2 separate regions of the Homo sapiens genome follow, and region 2 is linked to region 1. Evidence: chromatin loops called from intact Hi-C (ENCODE). Cell type or tissue: Caco-2. All regions are shown on one strand. Links, peaks and the distances in the headings refer to the core of each region. The heading gives the core; the rest is flanking DNA.

What was found. Hi-C counts contacts between places; a loop is a spot of excess contacts. Peaks named below come from ENCODE experiments on the same cell type or tissue, not always from the same donor. Only the 100,000 strongest peaks of a DNase experiment are listed, where the experiment ranks them.
Region 2: it touches region 1 in a loop (3-fold over the local background); 19 of 110 quality-filtered maps call a loop at or near these places.

The regions. Positions count from the first base shown.
Region 1 is chr11:32,437,836-32,447,632 of GRCh38, forward strand. The region is part of intron 1 of WT1-AS (WT1 antisense RNA); the gene reads left to right. Among named protein-coding and RNA genes, the nearest start is that of WT1, 7.2 kb to the left of the region's middle. RefSeq lists enhancers at 178-1,035, 1,036-1,891 and a silencer at 3,168-3,462. In Caco-2, for the core only: no CTCF peak of the experiment used is centred there; no DNase peak of the experiment used is centred there.
Region 2 is chr11:32,569,970-32,579,766 of GRCh38, forward strand. No RefSeq gene overlaps it. Among named protein-coding and RNA genes, the nearest start is that of EIF3M, 9.0 kb to the right of the region's middle. RefSeq lists a silencer at 4,540-4,740. In Caco-2, for the core only: no CTCF peak of the experiment used is centred there; a DNase peak (open chromatin) is centred at 5,252.

The sequences.
Region 1 (9,797 bases), core at 1,141-9,140:
TTTTCTCAGAATCCTTGTGGGGGCGGGGAGGGGAAGAGCACCGGTGCGAACCCCGGGGTGCCCCCTCGCCCGACTTGGACTTCTCCGACTAAAGAGGTGGGAGGAGTTCCCTGCAGCCTGCGGGGCCAAGAAGAAAGTGCTAAGCTGAGGAGCCGCAGTCGGAGGACCCCAGGGACCCGACAGGAAGTCTCCGTACGACCCCAACGGATCCACATGCCCGGAAGCCCAGGCGACACTAAGCCAGCGCTGGGGAACTGACGTACTCCTGCAGTCGCAGGGCGCTCCATGCCTCTCTGTCCTCTTCTTTGTTGTGGGTAACGTTCTCTGCGGGAGACCTGAGGTTTTCCAAGGGGGACATGCCAGCTACACTGGCCTTGGCGCCCTGAGCTAAGCACCAGGACTCACAGCCTAGCACGAAGGCAGGTAGCACCTTCACCCGCCGCGGACGATAGGCGCTCTCCTGTACCTCCTTTAGCTCGCGAGGCCCGCCCTTCGCGAGGTCCCAGAGAAAAGCAGGCTGTGGAAAACTGGGCGCCCCCTTCTTTCACCCACCTTCTTACCCCTGTCAGCGCCGAGATCTGTAGCAGAGGTTCCTGGTCTGAACCACCGATTGGCAAAGAAAGCTGCAGATTAAACTTCTCGTTTTACAGAGAAGGAAACTGAGGCCCAGACAGCCGAAGGAGAGGCAGTCTATGGAGCGCAGCGGTAAAGAGCAAGGGGTTGGTGGCCCCAGAATGGAACCTCAGCTCTGCCAGGTAACCAACAGCTGTGTGACCCTAGACGAGTTCCGCAGTCTCTCTGAGCCTCAGTTTCCTTACTGGTCAAACGGGATAATGGGATACTAGCGCCCACCTCATAGAGTTGTTCTGAGGATTAGATAGGAGAGCAGTGTGGGCCTTTGACTCAATCAACTTTACAGTTTTTGTTACTACTACTGTTTAAGGACAGGAAACAAGTTAGTGGCAACGCCGAGCTGAAACCCGGGTCTCTCAACGTCCAGTTGGAGGTTTTACCCACCACCCCTCTACCTCTTCAGAGCTAATGGGATGCAGAGGCGAGGACAGCCCCTGGAAAACCATGTGGCGTTGATACACTGGCAAAGCGCAGGCATCCCGGCCTCGAAGGTGCATAATTATTGCAATATGAAAAAATCGAGGCTGGGTAGGAGCAGGGCAGTGAGGATTTCTCAACCCTTACTTTCACCCCGGCGCTGTCCACTGCATCTGACAGAGCGCGGAGCTGGGCTGCTACAGCCGCAACCCCAGGGACCAGTGCGCACGCCTGGGCCGCCCTCCGGGAGTCACCCAGCGGCCGCGGACAACTGAATAAACACCCCAAAGCGCTGCGGTCGGTCAAGGGCGGGGACAGCCACACTGCGCGCGGGGCCCGCAGGCCGTAATAAAGAGTGGCTCGACCTCGCTGCTGCCTGTCGCGGGAGAGGAACAAGCTTTCGACTAGCGCCTCTCCCCGGGGCCCGCGCCCCGAGCCCCACGCGCAAGACAGCCCAACAGCTGTTCCTCCCCTCCCCGCCGACTCCAACTCTTCGGAATCTGCCCACTCGGGGCTGCAGGGCAAGTGTTTAGGATGGTTCCCAGCCCCGCGCTGGCGGTGAAAATTTCAACGTCATTCCTTCAATTAAAAAAAGGGGGGGGCAAGGGAGGGGCTTTGTGATAACTACTCCCAGCTTCTTCTGATCATTTCAAAATTAAGTCGATTTTTTTTAACCAGTCCCCACTTACTGTCCTAACTCTCCTCGCTGACCCTATCTGGGAGCCCGGAACCGTTAGGTACTGCCGAATGCGGTGCAAAATTTCCCCCTCTCCCCCAGTTCGCAGTGCCTGGAGCCGCTGGGGTTACTCGTCTGTTCTGATGCCACCGCGAGATGGTCCCCGAGCTCCCCGAGAGTCCTCAGTGAAAGGATTCCGCGGCACTGCCTCTATTATTATACCGTAAATCTTTTTAAATTCTGGAACTAATTATATAGAGGATATGTCTCAATTTGTTCTGCATTAATGCCACAGTGGGGATGGAGGCCAGGCCGTGGCCAGAGCAGATACGTAGGCCCATGAAATTGATGAACTGAGAGTTGCTTCCAGTCCTGAGCGCACCATCTGGAATTCCAGTCTGAGGTTACAATTAGAACTCCTGACCCCAGATTCAACTTTGCAAACAACAGGGGAAAAAAATGGGGAAAAGAAAAACCACGAGAGAGGGAAAAAAAATTATTCTGCACCTGTAAAAAAAAAAAAAAAAAAAAAAAAAAAAAAAAAGTCACACAATCTTAAAATCTTTCCGTCTTAGACAATTCTTTCCAAGTATTTCTTTTGTGTTTTTTAACCTATAAAAGATAATGGAATGTTTTATAGACTGGATTTTATCTCATCCCCTTTCCCTCTCCCAACTGCCCTCAGTTTAATAGTTGTCAGTTTTACCTCAGTGTTGAATTTAATTATATAGGAACAAAATATTCCTCAGTAAATTTGCTTGCTAAATATTCTGTCACATTTACTTCCCCTTTGAGAAATGGCTTAATTATAGAAATCTACCTGCATCTAGGAATTTTTTTTCCCTTTTCTTTTTTGACCGCCATTCCAGCTTAATCGTAAGCAGAGATTTTATTTGTGCAGTAATTTTATTTGTGTTCTAAATTCGTTTAGCCAATTTCTTCCTTCTTTCTTTAGTAACACCCTGCTTTATTTTCCTCTCACTTTGACCCCCTGAAGAAAACGAAGGACCAAGCAGTACTGGAGAATCTGTTAAATTTATTAGCATAAATGCTTAGACAAAACGAGATATAAATCATTCAGATGTATTAAGCCATAAAGTATCCCAATGAAGTCAGTCCCTTGCCAGGGTCCTGGTGTATAAATGTTCATATAAAACAAGGTATCAGTATTATCTTTCAAACTGAATATATGTTGTAAAAATATCCAAGGTTGAGTTAGGAATATGGGGGGAGGGTGCAGCAGGGCAGGAAGGGGATATTCTTTAGACCAGTTTGTTAACATAGTGGTGGCTCAGAAAGTATGGTGGAAAGGAAAAATTTCAACCGTTTACATTTGGAGTCTTCTTAGATAATATGTTTTTAAATAACGGTATGCAGGATATATTTGAGAGCAAAGGAATAAGAGAAAAAAAAGATGACTAGAGGGAGAAAGGCATTGATTTCTGTAGAATGCATTTGTCCCCCAAAGATCAGTTTAGCTTCACAAAAATCCACCCAGAGGAGGCACTGGCTCTTCACACAGATAACGGATTATCCAGTAGAGAAGAGCTACCTGGGCCTTCGTCTGGCAACTGGGATATGCAGCCGCTGGTCAGCAGAGGGATGTGTATTCATTAGCGGTGGAAGACGAGGAAAGCGCCCGGGAGTGAGGAAGAGGAATGGACAGAATTCCTGGCAGAAGCTTACCAAGACAAAAATCAGACACAATGTTTAAGCAGCAATTGCTCGTGAAGTTCATAACCATGGCTCTCTGTAAATCTTGGCAAATTGGGACATTCTTTGCTTTTTGGAAATGATTGTTTTCAAGACTTTTTTTAAAAAATCAAGTTGTCCACCAGAAAAATGGAATAGCTCACCTTCCCCATCTTTTTTTTAAAGCAGGGATATCCTCATCCTTTCCGTGCCATTCATTCTTTCATTCATTCACTCACCGTGCAACAAAGATTGTTGGGCATTGTAGCAGCAAGTAGGAGCACAGGGTAATGACAGGCTCACCCCGCTCTCACAGTTTATATTCCAGTAGGTATGACAGATACATTACAAGGAAACAATGAGATATTTTCATATAGTAGTAATTGCTATAAAAGAACAAGGAGATCTGTAAGACTAGAGAATGACTAAAGGTGAGATGGGAATGAGGAGCAACAGATAGCCCTCACTTCCTTTTGCTTTCTGCCCACACTACCACATTTTAGTGTGTTTAGGAAGTATTCCACCTTACAGTCCAGATGCAGGAAGGGTTTGAAGGATTTGGAATGGTTGGTCTGGATAAATCTCTGCCTACAAAACTGGACTTTATGAAAGCGGCAGGGCAGCTGTTTATATAGCTGGCTTAAAATCATCACCACTAGCTGAGTGACTCTGAAAGCTATTTAACCCCTGAGAAATTCAGTTTTCTTCTCTTCAAGATAAAAAATAACAGCAAGTTATGAGGACTACATAAGGTAAGGCATGTAAATTTCTTAGCCTTTAGGAAGCACTCAATACATGTTGGCTATTATCTATATAGACATAAATTCTATGCTTTGCTTCCAATTAATTGATAAGTTATAGGCTTAGTATTGATATTGGTGTGAATTCAGAAAAGGTGGAAGTCTTTGTTCTTGTTGGATCAGGGTGAAGAGCAGGAAGAGAAACCTTTGCTGAATCTGACCTTAAACAAGGTTGTTGCCATCTAGAAGGAAATTTAAATGATTTTGCCCTACACCAGGACCCTAAAACAGGAAATATGTGGCTTTTGCCTCAAAATCAAGCTTAGGTTCCTTCTTTTAGTACAGAAGTCTATAGGTTAACAACCTGAAAATCTTAGAATTGCATTGAAAATCTTAGAATTGCATTGTTCCTTAGAGCCACATTTCAGGTTTGCAGCCTTGTCCAGGATAAAGAATTCTGGGGTAGGTATAAAAACACCTGAACTCAAATCCTATCTCTATCAGTTACTGTGATCTTAGGGAAATAGCTTCAGCTCTCAGTTTTTCAGTAGCTTTATGTGTAAAATGGAGATTATATAAAATGAAATAAAGCATCCATAGGTGATTTGAAAACTCTGAAGTGTCAGACAGTGCAGAAGACCATCATAACATTGTTACATGTGAACATGTGGAAAGGAATATGTCTATTCAGAACACTGGGGCACATTGCTTGCTCTCATGGTTCTTCATTTTTAAGTGAGTATAGTACCTTTCATGCAGGGCTATTGTGATAAGTAAGTGAGATCATATATATAAACTTTCAAAACAATGCATAGCATAGAATGTGTGCTATGTAAGCATCACTGCTACGGTTATTGTTACTGTTCTCTGGCCATCTTGTTGGGCCAAGTGTTGAACCTTATAATTTTCACATAGAGAGCTTCTTACTGTAGAAGTTTATAATAGTATAGAGAGCAAGGCTTTGGGATCAGATGACTGGGGTTTAAAGCCTCCTCGCTAGTTATTTTCTGTATGGCTTTGGGTGGCTTCCTTATTTTCTCTGAGCTTTAATTTTCATAACCTTAAAACAGGGCTAATGATACCATCACCTCACAGGGTTGTTTTGAGAACAAATTAAAACACCATATGTAAATTGCTTTCGTGGCACCTGGCATGTAGTAAGAAATCAATAACTGGTAGTTATTAAACCTACAATTCTTCTAATCAGACAATATTAGCTATGACTTAAAACAGGTGAGCCTGCAAGAGCTTGAATTACAGCATGATTCTGAACAAACACAGAAAGTAATTTCTATCTTCTTTTAAACTCACCTGTACTACACTGAAATCTCACTCTTTCACATATGAAAGACTTTGCAACCAAGGCACTGACAAGGATTTCCTTTTTGACTATGAACGCTTTAGGTTAAAATTCTGAATCTCATTTATTTTTAATGGGTTTCTTTGCAAAATACCCAGCGTATGTCAAGGACATTGGTAATCCCATGTTCTTCAAAATAAGCAGGAAATTGATTTCAGCCAATGGGGAGAAAAAGTAGTTTGATCCTCTTCCTGGAGTTACCACATAGCATTTATTAATAGCTCTGTAAACGGTCTGGAACACAGTATCAGCTTGCTGTTCAAAATATGACAAAAGTTTATGCAAAGTTGCTTAGGAAAAACAAGATCTAGTCATTAGAAATCTGACACTGGTCAATAGTACATTTATTCCAAGTCTCCATAAATCACAAACAAATGAAACTTCTATTGTGATCACTGTTCCAGATCTAAAAGACCCTCCCCCTTACTTTGGTAGAAATTAAATACATTTTAGAAAGCCCAATATTTTTTCCTCTACAAATAGAGGCTAATTACAAAATTTCCCAAGAAATAATAAATATTAAACTATAATCAACAGATGTGACACAAGATGAATAAGAAGCACATAACTTAGCTTTCATTCCTTATGTAGGGCGCATGTTTATCTTTAATTATCCCCAACCTGGGAATGGCATAAATGTTATCTGTTTTATTTATTATTTGTATCTAGAGTGACATCACATTTTGATTTTGCCCAGGACAGTCTCAGCTTAAGCTGTTGTCCCAGCTTAATTATTAATTACTCTCCTTTTACTCCAAAGTATTCTACTTTTGATGGTAAATAAGGACTTCACTTGCTTAAAATTTTATTTTATTAAAAAAATGATAGATTTAAGAAAGCCATTGGAACAAGGGTAAAAGATAGGCTAAATGGGGCTAATGAGAAGAAAAAAATTGAATTAATATTAGAATCAAAGGATGCAGATAGTTACTATAATTGAGCATAATGCAATTCTGAACTTCCTGACAGCCAAGTAAGAAAGGGGAAAATAGCACTAGTTACCTATCTTTCGTGATGCAATAAAGGGAAGAAACCTAGTTTTTCAGAAGAGATGAATTTTTTCTAGTACTAAACTCAAAGAGGAACTTACCATACTAGCCTTTCTATAAGAGTTATCAGGTAACGGTTAGCGACTTCAAAAATAATGTTTCAAAAGATGCAACGACATTTTCTGGTAGTTTATTTCAACCCAATGTCCACAGCATTAAAATTATGGTTCTGTAAACTGTAAGAGGAGAGAGGCAATAATATAGTCCCTTTTTGTAGTTTTCTGGAGGATCTGACCTGATCAAATCAACCTGATTTGTTAATTTTTAGAATGTGCCTAATGGGTTTTTTTTTATTTTTATTTTTTATTTTTTTTGAGGCAGAATCTTGCTCTGTCACCCAGGTTGGAGTGCAGTGACCCCATCTCGGCTCACTACAACCTCCGCTACCCGAGTTCAAGCGATTCTCTTGCCTCAGCCTCCCAAGTAGCGGGGATTACAGGCACCCACCACCCCGCCTGGCTAGTTTTTGTATTTTTAATAGAGACAGGGTTTCACCATGTTGGTCAGGCTGGTCTTAAACTCCTGACTTCAGGTGATCCACCCGCCTTGGCCTCCCAAAGTCTGGGATTACAGCCGTGAGCCACCACGCCCGACCCCGTAATTTTTTAAAAGCATCTTTTATTCGTTAATCATCAGTTAACTTGAACCCGAATCCAAACGCTGCGAAAGACCTGACCATTGTTCTCCAGAATCTGCGAACGATTTGGTGAGAGCTCTAGGGCAGTGGTTGTTCTCAACTGAGATGATTTGCAACCCAGCAGACGTCTGGCAATGTCTAGAGATATTTTTTGTCACGACTTACAGTAAGACAGGATCACTAGATGCACAGTCCTGGTATCTAGTGAGTAGAGGCCAGGGATGCTGTTAAACATTCTATAATGCACAGGACAGACCCCCCAGAACAAAGAATTATCCAGCCTAAAATGTCAATAGTGCCGAGACTGAGAAACTGTGCCCCAGGGTACTGTTAGAAGAAGGGATGGAGGGCCAGGCGCGGTGGCTCACGCCTGTAATCGCAGCACTGTGGGAGGTCAGGCGGGCGGATCACGAGGTCAGGAGATCAAGACCATCCTGATTAACACGGTGAAACCCCGTCTCTACTAAAAAATACAAAAAATTAGCCGGGAGTGGTGGCGGGCGCCTGTAGTCCTAGCTGCTTGGGAGGCTGAGGCAGGAGAATGGCGTGAACCCAGCAGGCGGAGCTTGCAGTGAGCTGAGATCGCGCCACTGCACTCCAGCCTGGGCAACAGAGTGAGGATCTGTCTCTAAATAAATATATAAATAAAAGAAGGGATGGAGACATAGTTTTTAGCTGGAGTCAAAAGAAAAAATCCTCATGGGGAAGGGGAGCTTGGGCTAGATTCCTTCATCCCACCCAGTGGAGCTGGAGGATGTCTCTCCCCAAGCTCAGCAAATGTCAGGAAAAAAATACAAGAAGAGGCAATCATGTGGAAATGCAGTCCACAAAGGGAATTGTGGATAAACTCATTTAACCAGAAAGGAGGAAGAATCCATGTAGAGCAATAAGAAAGAAAGCCAGATAGCACAGCACATGCAAATTTAGGGCAAAGAGTTTCTGTTTTGATGTTATGCTCCAATATCACTAAATATTGCTGGTATTTTTTAAAGCCACACAAATCAAGGGCAGCATAAACTTTTATGTTCCCAGAGTTCATCTTTGGAATACTGGCTTATAGTGTATATGTGGATATGCACATATTTTGCTTCCTCTCCTCCACATCGTTTTTTACCACTTACATAATAGGGATTCCTTGGAACTCAGTTTTATATCACATTAAATTTAAAAATGGGTGCCTACTCAAAAAGACAACCTATCAAGGCACAGAAAATTCTGAACCACTGCTGTAATGAATACATCATTGGAATCTCCATTAAGAAATATTATTCTGACCTAGTTCTCTGTGTCATGCTGCAGATTGTCCTTCTCTTGACTCATGGAATGCTTTGTGAGAAAGAACTACAAAGCCGGGTCCCTCGATATTAGCCATCTCACCCTTCAAAGTTCAGCCAGGAGTGGGACAAAACCCTCGTCACCATGTTGACATGTTTACTTCTGGCGCAGGAAAATACTGCTGTTGCCCAATTTGGTTTCCCAGTCCATTCACTTGCCTGGAGACATATATTTTATGCTTTCCTTTGATGATTTACAAATAAATTAACGTGATTCACTAAGGTCTGCCAGCATATATGCGTTACTGGAGAAATCTGAGATGTTGAAAAAGTATTTTAATTTATTGTATCCCAATACTTTCTTAAGAAAGTTTCTTAAGAACCAAATAAATATCATCAGCTAGTTTATATACCTGACATATTTATTACGGTATTCCCGCTGAGCACTTCCCATTGTCATGTGTTCTCACACATTGTTTTCACAAATTGTGTTTTGAAAGAAGTCAAGGGAAATTCAGGCCAGAGAAGCAAGATGTTATCTTTTGGAAAGGATGAGCCCACTCTAATGGAAGAGGATAATCCATTCAGAGGTTTGTGAGGCCAATATCCCCCAGTGGGTGTGATAAATCCACAGCGTCTGAATCCAGAATTTTGCACTGGGACCTTGAAGTTGCATGAACAATTTAGTCATGTTCCAAATAAACACAGTGTATCATTATTATTATTGGATAAACATGAACATCTGTTAGGTCAAGTTTGCCCTATTTCCTTAAAGGCAACTGGAGTCCCTGAACACAGTTCTCATATGTCTATCACAAATGGATCTGAGATGGGTGTATAATGCCAAAGCGGCTCCTTGACCATCTCTGTGTTTGGAAACCAGATTTTAAAAAGAAAAAAAAAAGTCACCTGCTCATCTGAGGTGGGTCACATGCCTAGAGAGCACCATAGAGACTGCAGTTCCCTTCTGAATCCCATCAACAGAGCTACTGTCAAAAGATGAAAATATTTGAATCAGCTGGCCTTCTTCATTTTTAAAGCAATGTTGTACATATTTTAAGCAATTATTTGGGGCGAGAGGACTCTAATTGACACCATTCTCTTGTCCTAACTCAGCCTGGCACCTTTCCAGCTGTCACTCAGTGGGCACAGGATATGGAGGATGATTTCTCACCAGGCTGAATCAGCAGGTTGCAGCAGGTTACAACTGCAAGGGACTTTACAAAGCTTCTAATCCTACCCCTCATTTTTCAGATAAGACATTATTGATACGATCTGCCCAAGATCATGCACTTAGTTAGTGGCAGAGCTTTACCCAA
Region 2 (9,797 bases), core at 653-8,652, 130 kb after region 1:
ATGTGCCAACACACCGGCTTTCTGTATTTTTAGTAGAGGCAGGGTTTTGACATATTGGCCAGGCTGGTCTCGAACTACTGACCTCAAATGATCTGCCCGCCTCAGCCTCCCAAATTACTGGGATTACAGGTGTGAGCCACTGCAGCCAGCCGACCCCCTTTTTTTCTTTTTTTTTTTTTTGAGATGGAGTTTCACTCTGTTGCCCAGGCTGGAGCGCGGTGGTGCAATCTCAGCTCACCACAACCTCCGCCTCCCGGGTTCAAGCGATTCTCCTGCCTCAGCCTCCCTGGTAGCTGGGACTACAGGCATGTGCCGCCATGCCTGACTAATTTTTGTATTTTTAGTAGAGACGGGGTTTCACTATGTTGCCCAGGCTGGTCTCCAACTCCTGGCCTCAAGTGTTCTGCCTGCCTTGGCCTTCCAAAGTGTTGGGATTACGGTGTGAGCCACCACGCCTGGCCAGGGCTTCACTTTCTTTTAGGGAGTCCAAATGCCCCTATTCTCCATCCCTCTCTAGCTTCTTCTTCTTGCATTGGATCATATCTTCATGTACCTGGGTTTTCTTTGAGTGGGTATGTTTTCCTTTCCTGGAGGTACTGCATCTCTCCAGACTAATCTCCCCCGAAGTTGGTTTTCTCTCATTTCTGTAAAAGTTCCTTAGTTCTTTGTACAGTGGGGCGATGAAATAGGCATTTACTAAACTAAGGTATCGTTGGGTTTGATTCTTCTAGGGAGATAGGAATGGGGTTGTTCCTCTGCTTCTCTCCTTTATTCTGTGGGCTTCTCTAAAACCACATTCCCAAACACAGCACAGCTGAAATAACAACAGCACCAGCTTGCATTTTTACAGTACCATATACTTTTCAAAGTGTTTTCACATCTCTTATCTCATTTATTTCTCACCAAAGTCCTAGGAGGTAAGCAGAGCAGATATGGTTCATCTTCTTTGATAGATGGTAAAACAGAGGAAGAGAGAGGTTAAGTGACTTGTCCAGTCTCTCACCACTCCAGTACATCTGCCAGAATTATCTTCCTCAAAATAAATATAAACATGTCATTCCCCTGCATAAAATCATCAACAGGATTCTGGCTGTCTACAGGGTAAAGTGCAAACTCCTTAGCGGGACACGTGAGTCCCTCCGCATCCTGGCCCCTGATCCTCGCCAGTTTCATCTTCCATGACTTCACGCAGCCCTTCGCACTCCCCCGGCCTCACAGAGCTCCCACCAGCACCCCCGCATCATCAACTCTCAAGACTGCATGCTTTTGGACACGTGGCTTCTTCCTCTGCCTGGAACACCCTTTTGGGTTTAAACCTCCCACTACCACCTTCCGAACAAAGAAATTCCTGCTGAGTCCCCTACAGGTAGCAAATGAAACCTCCTTTACATTCTCCATTCAGACTTCCCCTCTGCTGGGTAAGTTGGCCCTTAATTGCAACTCCTACTTTGTTGCTTCCCCTGGCCCTGTTCTAGTTTTTTCTCCCATAGAAATTACTATCTTCTCACATACTATAGGATTTGCTTGTTTTATAAGTTTTCTTGTCTGTGTCCCTCTGCTAGAATGGAAACCCCACAAATAATGCAGGGCCCTTTGCTGGTCTTGCCCACCCGTGTATCAAAAGCATCTGGAATGGTATCTGACACATAAGACGTGTACAGTACATTCCAAAAACATTCATTAAGGAACTGCTGCTCTGACACTGATGCTACACTGGTGGAACACAGTCCCTTTGGCCTAGGAGAGAGAGAAGTGAATGAAATCATTGCAATACACAGGGTAATGGCAGGATAGAGGCATGATGGGAACCCAGCTAAGGAGCAGCGCAGGAAACAGGGGCTGGGGGCAGGGTGTAGATGAAAGCAGCAGACAGGAAACACTTAGGCTTCATCCAGGGGGCCATATGTGAAGAGAGGCTTGACAACCACATATAAGTCAACCAACTTCAGAAAGAGATGGGGAGAGGCCAGGCGCGGTGGCTCATGCCTGTAATCCCAGCACTTTGGGAGGCTGAGGCGGGTGGATCACAAGGTCAGGAGATCGAAACCACTCTGGCTAACACGGTGAAACCCTGCCTCTACTAAAAATACAAAAAATTAGCTAGGCATGGTGGCGGGTGCCTGTAGTCCCAGCTACTCGGGAGGCTGAGGCAGGAGAATGGCGTGAACCCGGGAGGCGAAGCTTGCAGTGGGCGGAGATCGCGCCACTGCACTCCAGCCTGGTGACAAAGCAAGACTCCATCTCAAAAAAAAAAAAAAAGAGAGAGAGAGAGAGAGAGATGGGGAGAATCTTTGCATTTGAGGAATTACAAGTAATTTTTAATAGCATCATTAGGTTGTATATGGGAGTAGGAGATAAAACCAAAGAAGTGACATGTTTTTATCATTAAGGAAAAGGGAAAGAAAACTCCTAAGCAAGAAGGACTGTGTGTTTGCCTCAGATTCAAGTGTAATTGCATTGTTTCTACCTCCAAAACAACTGTGCTTTACAACACACTTTCTCTGTAATGAAAAACTGCCAGATATTGGGAGACCGAGGTGGGTGGATCACCTGAGGTCAGGAGTTCGAGACCAGCCTGGCCAACATGGTGAAACCCCATCTCTACTAAAAATGCAAAAATTAGCCGGGTGTGGTGGTGGGAACCTGTAATCCCACCTACTCCAGAGGCTGAGGCAGGAGAATCGCTTGTACCCAGGAGGTAGAGGTTGCAGTGAGCGGAGATTGTGCCACTGCACTCCAGCCTGGGCAACAAAAGCAAAACTCCATCTCAAAAAAAGAAAAAAGAAAGAAAGAAAAACTGCCAGATAAGATTAATTCTGATGTTAATAGTTTGGAGAGGGAAACCGTCTGGATAGGGGCATTTCATCTTGATCTCCGGAGACTTTAGAAGAAAATCCTAGAGCGCATATCTTGAAATATTAATCCTGCTTGTTCATGGAGCTTCTGGATCAGCAGAAATTTGATATATTTTGCCTTACTAAGGCCCCTTCTTTTGCCTTTTTTAGTTTGAAAAGAACTTTCATAGCTAGAGATCTACTGAGTTAGAGATGAACTGTGGTATTTGGCTTGATTTCAAGAAGGTAATATTTTTATTCTTTGATTGGCCCAATATTTTTAAGCCATCTCACGAATATCAAGCACTGTGCTAGGCCCCTTGCTATAAGGGTGAATAACACAGGGGCACTGCTGTTAAGGGCTCATAGGCTGGCAGGGAGAGGCATGCCGTAGAGATCAATTCAGAGGGCAGATAAAACAGGGAGTGCTTCATTCCCCTGGGGAGAGGGAGAGAGGGAAGTGGGCATAAAAGGTGTTCTAGAGCAGCATGCTTAATCTGAGTCTTGAAAGTTATTGTGCATACATCAGTGGACATTGGACAGTGAACGTCACAGTAAAGAAAGAAGTGCAAGCAAAGGCTTGAGGATCCGAACAGGCTGCTGCATTTGGGGAAGTACAAACAGTTCAACGTGTATGTGTGTGTTTGTGTGTGTGTAGGCATTGAGGCACGTGAGTGCTGTATACACTATGGTAAGCAGTTGGGATTGTATTCAATAGGCCAGTGTTTCTCAAATTTAAATCCAAGAAACACCTGCATCAGGCTCTTTTAGAGCTGCCTCCTTAACAGTGCCACCATGCCCAGCTAATTAAAAAAAAAAATTCTGTAGAGACAGCATCTCACTACGTTGTCCAGGCTGGTCTCAAATTCCTAGGCCCAAGCGATCTGCCCGCCTTGGCCTCTCAAAGTGCTGGGATTATAGGCATGAGCCACCATGCCCAGCCAGGGATTTTTTTTTTTTTTTTTTTTTGAGACAGAGTCTCACTCTGTTCTGTTCCCCAGGCTGGAGCGCAGTGGCACAATCTTGGCTCACTGCAATCTCTGCCTCCCAGGTTCAAGTGATTCTCCTGCCTCTCAGCCTCCCGAGTAGCTGGGATTACAGGTGGCTGCCACCACACCAGGCTAATTTTTGTATTTTTAGTACAGATGGATTTCACCATGTTGGCTAGGCTGGTCTCGAACTCCTGACCTCAAGGGATCCACCCACCTCGGCCTCCCAAAGTGCTGGGATTACAGGCGTGAGCCACCACGCCTAGCCTTCTATCCTTAAACTTTTTTTTTTTTTTGAGACGGAATCTCGCTCTGTCACCAGTCTGGAGTGCAGTGGCACGATCTCGGCTCACTGCAACCTCCGACTCCCTGGTTCAAGTGATTCTCCTACCTCAGCCTCCCAAGTAGCTGGGATTACAGGCACCCGCCACCACGCCCAGCTAATTTTTGTATTTTTAGTAGAGATGGAGTTTCACCATGTTGGCCAGGATGGTCTCGATTTCCTCACCTCATGATCCGCCTGCCTTGGCCTCCCAAAGTGCTGGGATTACAGGCGTGTGCCACTGCACCTGGCCTATACTTAAATTTAATAACAACACAGGAACAATCACAAGAAAATTATCCCATCTAACATAATGCAAGCATGCCTCATACAAATAAAACACGCTCACTCTCTGTCTAAAAGGGAGACAATCTTAAAAAAAAAAAAACAACTCATCCAAATATTGCATCTGGCTCATAATCTTAGTGAACGATGTGCAGATCCAGATGTGTTTCCTCAGGGCATAGTGAACTTAACACTAAAAGATAAGGTAACTGTCTCCAATACACTGACTGGATAAGAGGAAGGAGCAGGAAGGAGTCACAGCTGCAAGTGAGAACAAGACACTGGGAAACGCATGGCAGTCGCAGCAATTCTCAAACCATGGCTTTTGGCAGAGAGAATGAGGAATCCTTGCCTTGGTGGTGATAAGATCTTGGTTAGTATATTAGGCTGTTTTTGCATTGCTATAAAGAAATACCTGAGATGGGGTATTTCTAAAGAACACAGGTTGAACTGGTTCACAGCTCTGCAGGCTGTACAGGCATGGCACTAACATGTGCTCTGCTTCTGGTGAGGGCCTCAGGAAGCCTTCAGTCATGGTGGAAGGTGAAGTGGGAGCAGGCATGTCACACGGTGAGAGCAAGAACAAGAGAAAGGAAGAAGGGGCAATCTCACGCTTTTACACAACCAGATCTCGTGTAAACTAATGGAGCAAGAATTCAATGATCACCAAGGGGATGGTCCTAAACCATTCACGAGGGATCCACCCCATGATTCAATCATCTCCCTCCAGGCCCCACCTCCAACACTGAGGATTACATTTCAACATGAGATCTGTAGCAGACAAAGATCCAAACCCTATCAGTTAGCATGTCTGGTAGCCCCTGGTTCTGCCCTCTGAAGGAATCCTGGGAGTTCATTATTATCCATGACCTCATCTGATAAGAGCTTTGGAAAGGATGCCTTTCCCAGGGGCGTCACAGAGCCTTCACAGCCTACTTCTAATTAGTGTGAGTTTAGGGGCCTGGAGTGGCCTTAGGTGTTGAAAAACCAAAGGCTGTTGCCCAGCAAATCTGGAGTTTCCTTGCTAATATGCTGCAGAGAGACAATTTTCCATGGGTCTCTTGTATCTCTATATATCTTGAAATCAGAATCACTATTTTTTGTTTCGGACTATGTTTTCAAGGATGTTTGTACAGCAGACAGCCTAGGATGATAGAGATGTTTTCATACCGAGCAAAGGGCAGGCAAACTTACTGGTCATCATAAAATATTTGGGTTCCCTAAGCTTGTGGCTCCTTATCTGTAATGCAGCCTACAGTGTGTGTGGACACATGTCTGGGCACATCCACATAGCCCCTGTGGGACTTGGAGATTAGGGAAACTGATGCAGTGTACTGTTGTTCTTTGTTGCTTGCTCTGCTGTAATAAAGCCCTTTGTCTCTGATCCATGGATCTTTCGTCTTCTACCAACATCCATTAAAAATCAGCCTCGGCCAGGCACGGTGGCTCATGCCTGTAATCCCAGCACTTTGGGAGGCCAAGGCGGCGGATCACCTGATGTCAGGAGTTCCAGACCAGCGAGGCCAACATGGTGAAACCCCATCTCTACTAAAAATACAAGAATTACCGGGGCGTGGTGGCGCACACCTGTAGTGCCAGCTACTCCGGAGGCTAAGGCAGGAGACCGCTTGAACCCAGGAGGAGGAGGTTGCAGTGAGTCAAGATCATGCCACTGCACTCCAGCCTGGGCAACAGAATGAGACTCTGTCTCAAAAAAAAATAAAAAATGTGCAAAGCTTCCTGTAAGCTTCACGCAGCACTAGCCATAGCCAAAGATCTTTCCTAGAGTCTTTAAGTCTTTTCTTCTACCTACCAGACAACGTGTTCTGCATTCCTCTTGCCCTTAGATTAACAGTTTTTGGGGCAATTTGAAACCATAGGCCCTGGTGGGAAAAGATGTTTAATCTAATTGTTATTAGTAGGTTCAGATGTATTCTGGCTGAGAACTCCTACAGGGAGATTCTTTAGAAAGGCCTGAAGCCCTGTTTTTATTCACTTGCTGCAGCTAGCCTTGCCAATTTCAGGCAGGGGCCATAAACTGGCATTTCAACCTACAGGGCTCTAGAGCAAGGAGTTCTCAGTCAGTTGAGATTGGAGGCTCTAGGCAGAGTGGCTCTCACCCTAGCGTATTACTAACCATCTCTGCTTACAAAGTAGCTTTTTACCCCTATCCTTTGGGACTTTGCTGAAAGTGGCAAGAAGTAACCAGGATCTGTCAACATAAATTATATCTACTTTTTCCCCTGACAGCAACATAAAACATCATGGTTTATGTTCTGAGAAACAAAAGGAGACAGGTTTCCATGAAGAATGTTCTGATGTCATATAACAAGGCTCTTTCTAGCCTGTGAAATCCTTGTGCTCATTGTCAAAGCCTGACTTCTTTCACTAAGCCAATGCCAAATTTTAGGTTCTATTACTTAAAGCACTCCACTTCTGGTGCCACATCTGTTGTCCATAACAAAACAAAATTGACATATAGTGGCTTAGGCAAATAAGGTGTACTTTCCTTGCAAAACGAGAAATCTAGAGGTAAATTCCACAAGGCTGAAAAGGTAGTTCTGTAATGAACAGATCCAGGTTCCTTGTAGCTTTCTAGGTGATCCTTTAGCATGCAGAATGCAGCCTCCTCAGCGTGTTACCACCAGGCTGCAAAATGGCTGCCCCACCTCCAGCTCCACGTCTACATCCAAGGTAGGAAGAAGGGGAAAGGCAAAAGGGTAAAGCCTCCTCCAAGTATACCTCCATTTAAAAGCTTAGCCAGGTGTGGTGGCTCACACCTGTAATCCCAGCACTTTGGGAGGCCAAGGTGGGGAGATCACCTGAGGTCAGGAGTCTGAGACCAGCCTGGCCAACATGATGAAACCCCTTCTCTACTAAAAATACAAAAATTAGCCGGGAGTGGTGGCGGGGCCTGTAATCCCAGCTACTGTAAGGCTGAGGCAGGAGAATCGCTTGAACCTGGGAAGTGGGGACTGCACTGAGCTGAGATTGCACCACTGCACTCTAGCCTGGGTGATAGGAGTGAGACCCTGTCACTACAACAACAAAAAAAGAGAAAAACTTTTAAATGATAGCCATTCTTGCTATTGTCTTTTTTTATAAAGTGTTATCTCACTGTGATTTTCATTTGCCTTTCCCTGATGGCTAATGAATGCTCTTTTTAAAAAAAAAAAAAACCTGAATGATGAGTACTTGCGTATGTTCACTGTGATAACTCACCAAATGGTAGGCTTATTATAATTTGTGCATCTGACTATAAGTTATACTTCAATACAAAAGTTTATTTTAAAAGTATATGTTTTACATAAAGAAGTCTTACATTCTATTTTTAAAGTGAAATCACCAAAAAGGAAAGAGACAAGAACAGCAGCTATTAAATGAGACAGACCTGAACAGGAATTGCTGGCCAATGCTCTGCATTTCTTAGTAGCAGAGGTGCCTAACTCCTCTGAGCCTCTATTGCTTCATCTTCACACACACACACATCCACACACACACCAAAACAACAAAACAACATTAGCTGGGTGTGGTGGCTCGCACCTGTAATTCCAGCACTTTGGGAGGCTGAGGCTGGTGGATCACTTGAGGTCAGGGGTTCAAGACCAGCCTGGCCACCATGGTGAAACCCTGTCTCTATTAAAAATACGAAAATTAGCTGGGCATGGTGGTGCGCGCCTATAATCCCAGCTACTTGGGAGGCTGAGGCAGGAGAATCGCTTGAACCGGGAGGTAGAGGTTGCAGTGAGGTGAGATTGCACCACTGCACTCCAGACTAGGCGACAGAGACTTCATCTCAACAACAACAAACTCTCACAGAGTTGTGGTTAGTATGGCGCCTACAGGAGCTCAAAATAATAAAGTTTTTTTCCCAAAAATATAAAAATTATTAGCTCATAAAATTACTCTTGCATTTGCATTGTTTGCAGTTGCTAAACCTTTTCCCTAGCGCATTAAGTTTTCTACTCTGGTATAGACAAGCCTTGCTGAAATCATTTTAAAAGCGTGAATGATGAATATGTCTTCCTCAGATTCAACAAATTTATGAATGTTTCAATAAATGCTTATATCACGTGAAGTGAGGAGGTTAACCTCATGAATTTTAATACGAAGACTAATGTAAAAATGAATGCTTTCTAATGGTCAAAGTGTTTGAGATTTAAGGTGCTGCATGAGTTCTACTGCTGGATCTACTGCTCAGGTGCAATATATTTCAGTAAGTCACCAATCAACTGCCTTAAATATCCTTTGTTTCACCTATAAAGTCAGTGCAATCATATGTTGCATCGCTAGTATACAATTTAATTATTAGCTATAAATCTCTGAGATCCTAAGATGGTAGCTTTGTAAATTCAATGTTACATTGCAACAGCATTAAGAGAGATTCCAAGATTCCCACCATCAATATGCATTATACAAATTTGTTAACTTGCACTAACATAAACCTTTTATTTACAAAATTATGACTTTAGACTTCAAACTTTTTTCTCTGTGTCAATCAAGATTAGTTTCGTCTGTATACAAGAAAAAAACAATATAATAGTGCATTAAACAAGATGGAGGTTTATTTTCCTCTTATGTAAAATAAATTCATGGGTAGGCCGTCATGGGCTGGCATCACACTCTCCTAATGTCATCAGGGATATGGGCTCCTTCCGTCTTTCCTCTCCACCACATGGCTTCCACCAAGGCCACGTCTTGGTTTTAGTTTGGTTGCTGTAGCACCCACCATCAAGTCCATGTTTTAGGCAAAAAAAAAAAAAAAAGTGGAGGGTGGCGGTGGGGGGCAAGGGCAAAAGAGTCAGTTCCAAGAAAGAGCTTTGCCAGAAGCTGCTCTCAAAATTTCCATCCACATCTCACCAGCTACACCTAGCTATAAGAAAGCTTATCAATTTCGTATCATAGAAGGGTGCATTGTGGCACCTACAACTACACCTTAGTTCTGCTGCTAAGGAATAAGAGGGCGGATGTCAGGTTGACAGTCTTTGCCATGCTTAAAAAAAATCTTTTCCATGGGTTCCTAGAATGTTGTGATCACTCATTTTGATTCAAAATTAAAATTTTTTTCATTCAAAATTAAAATTTAAAGCAATTTTCAAAGATTTGTCGCAAATCTATCTAGCGAGTTAACATTTAGAGTATCATTCACTAATACAACAAATACTTATTGCACCATCTATCAGGCACGTTGATAAAAAAGGGATGGGATGCAATAATGAACACATCCCCACTTTTTCAGAGCTCATAGTTCATCAACTCAGTAAAAGTATGATGTGCTAATATACTATAAATGACACCTATTTAGAATGGATTACCCTCTATACATAGTCTTAGTATTTAGGTAATCAACTACATATACTATTTTTT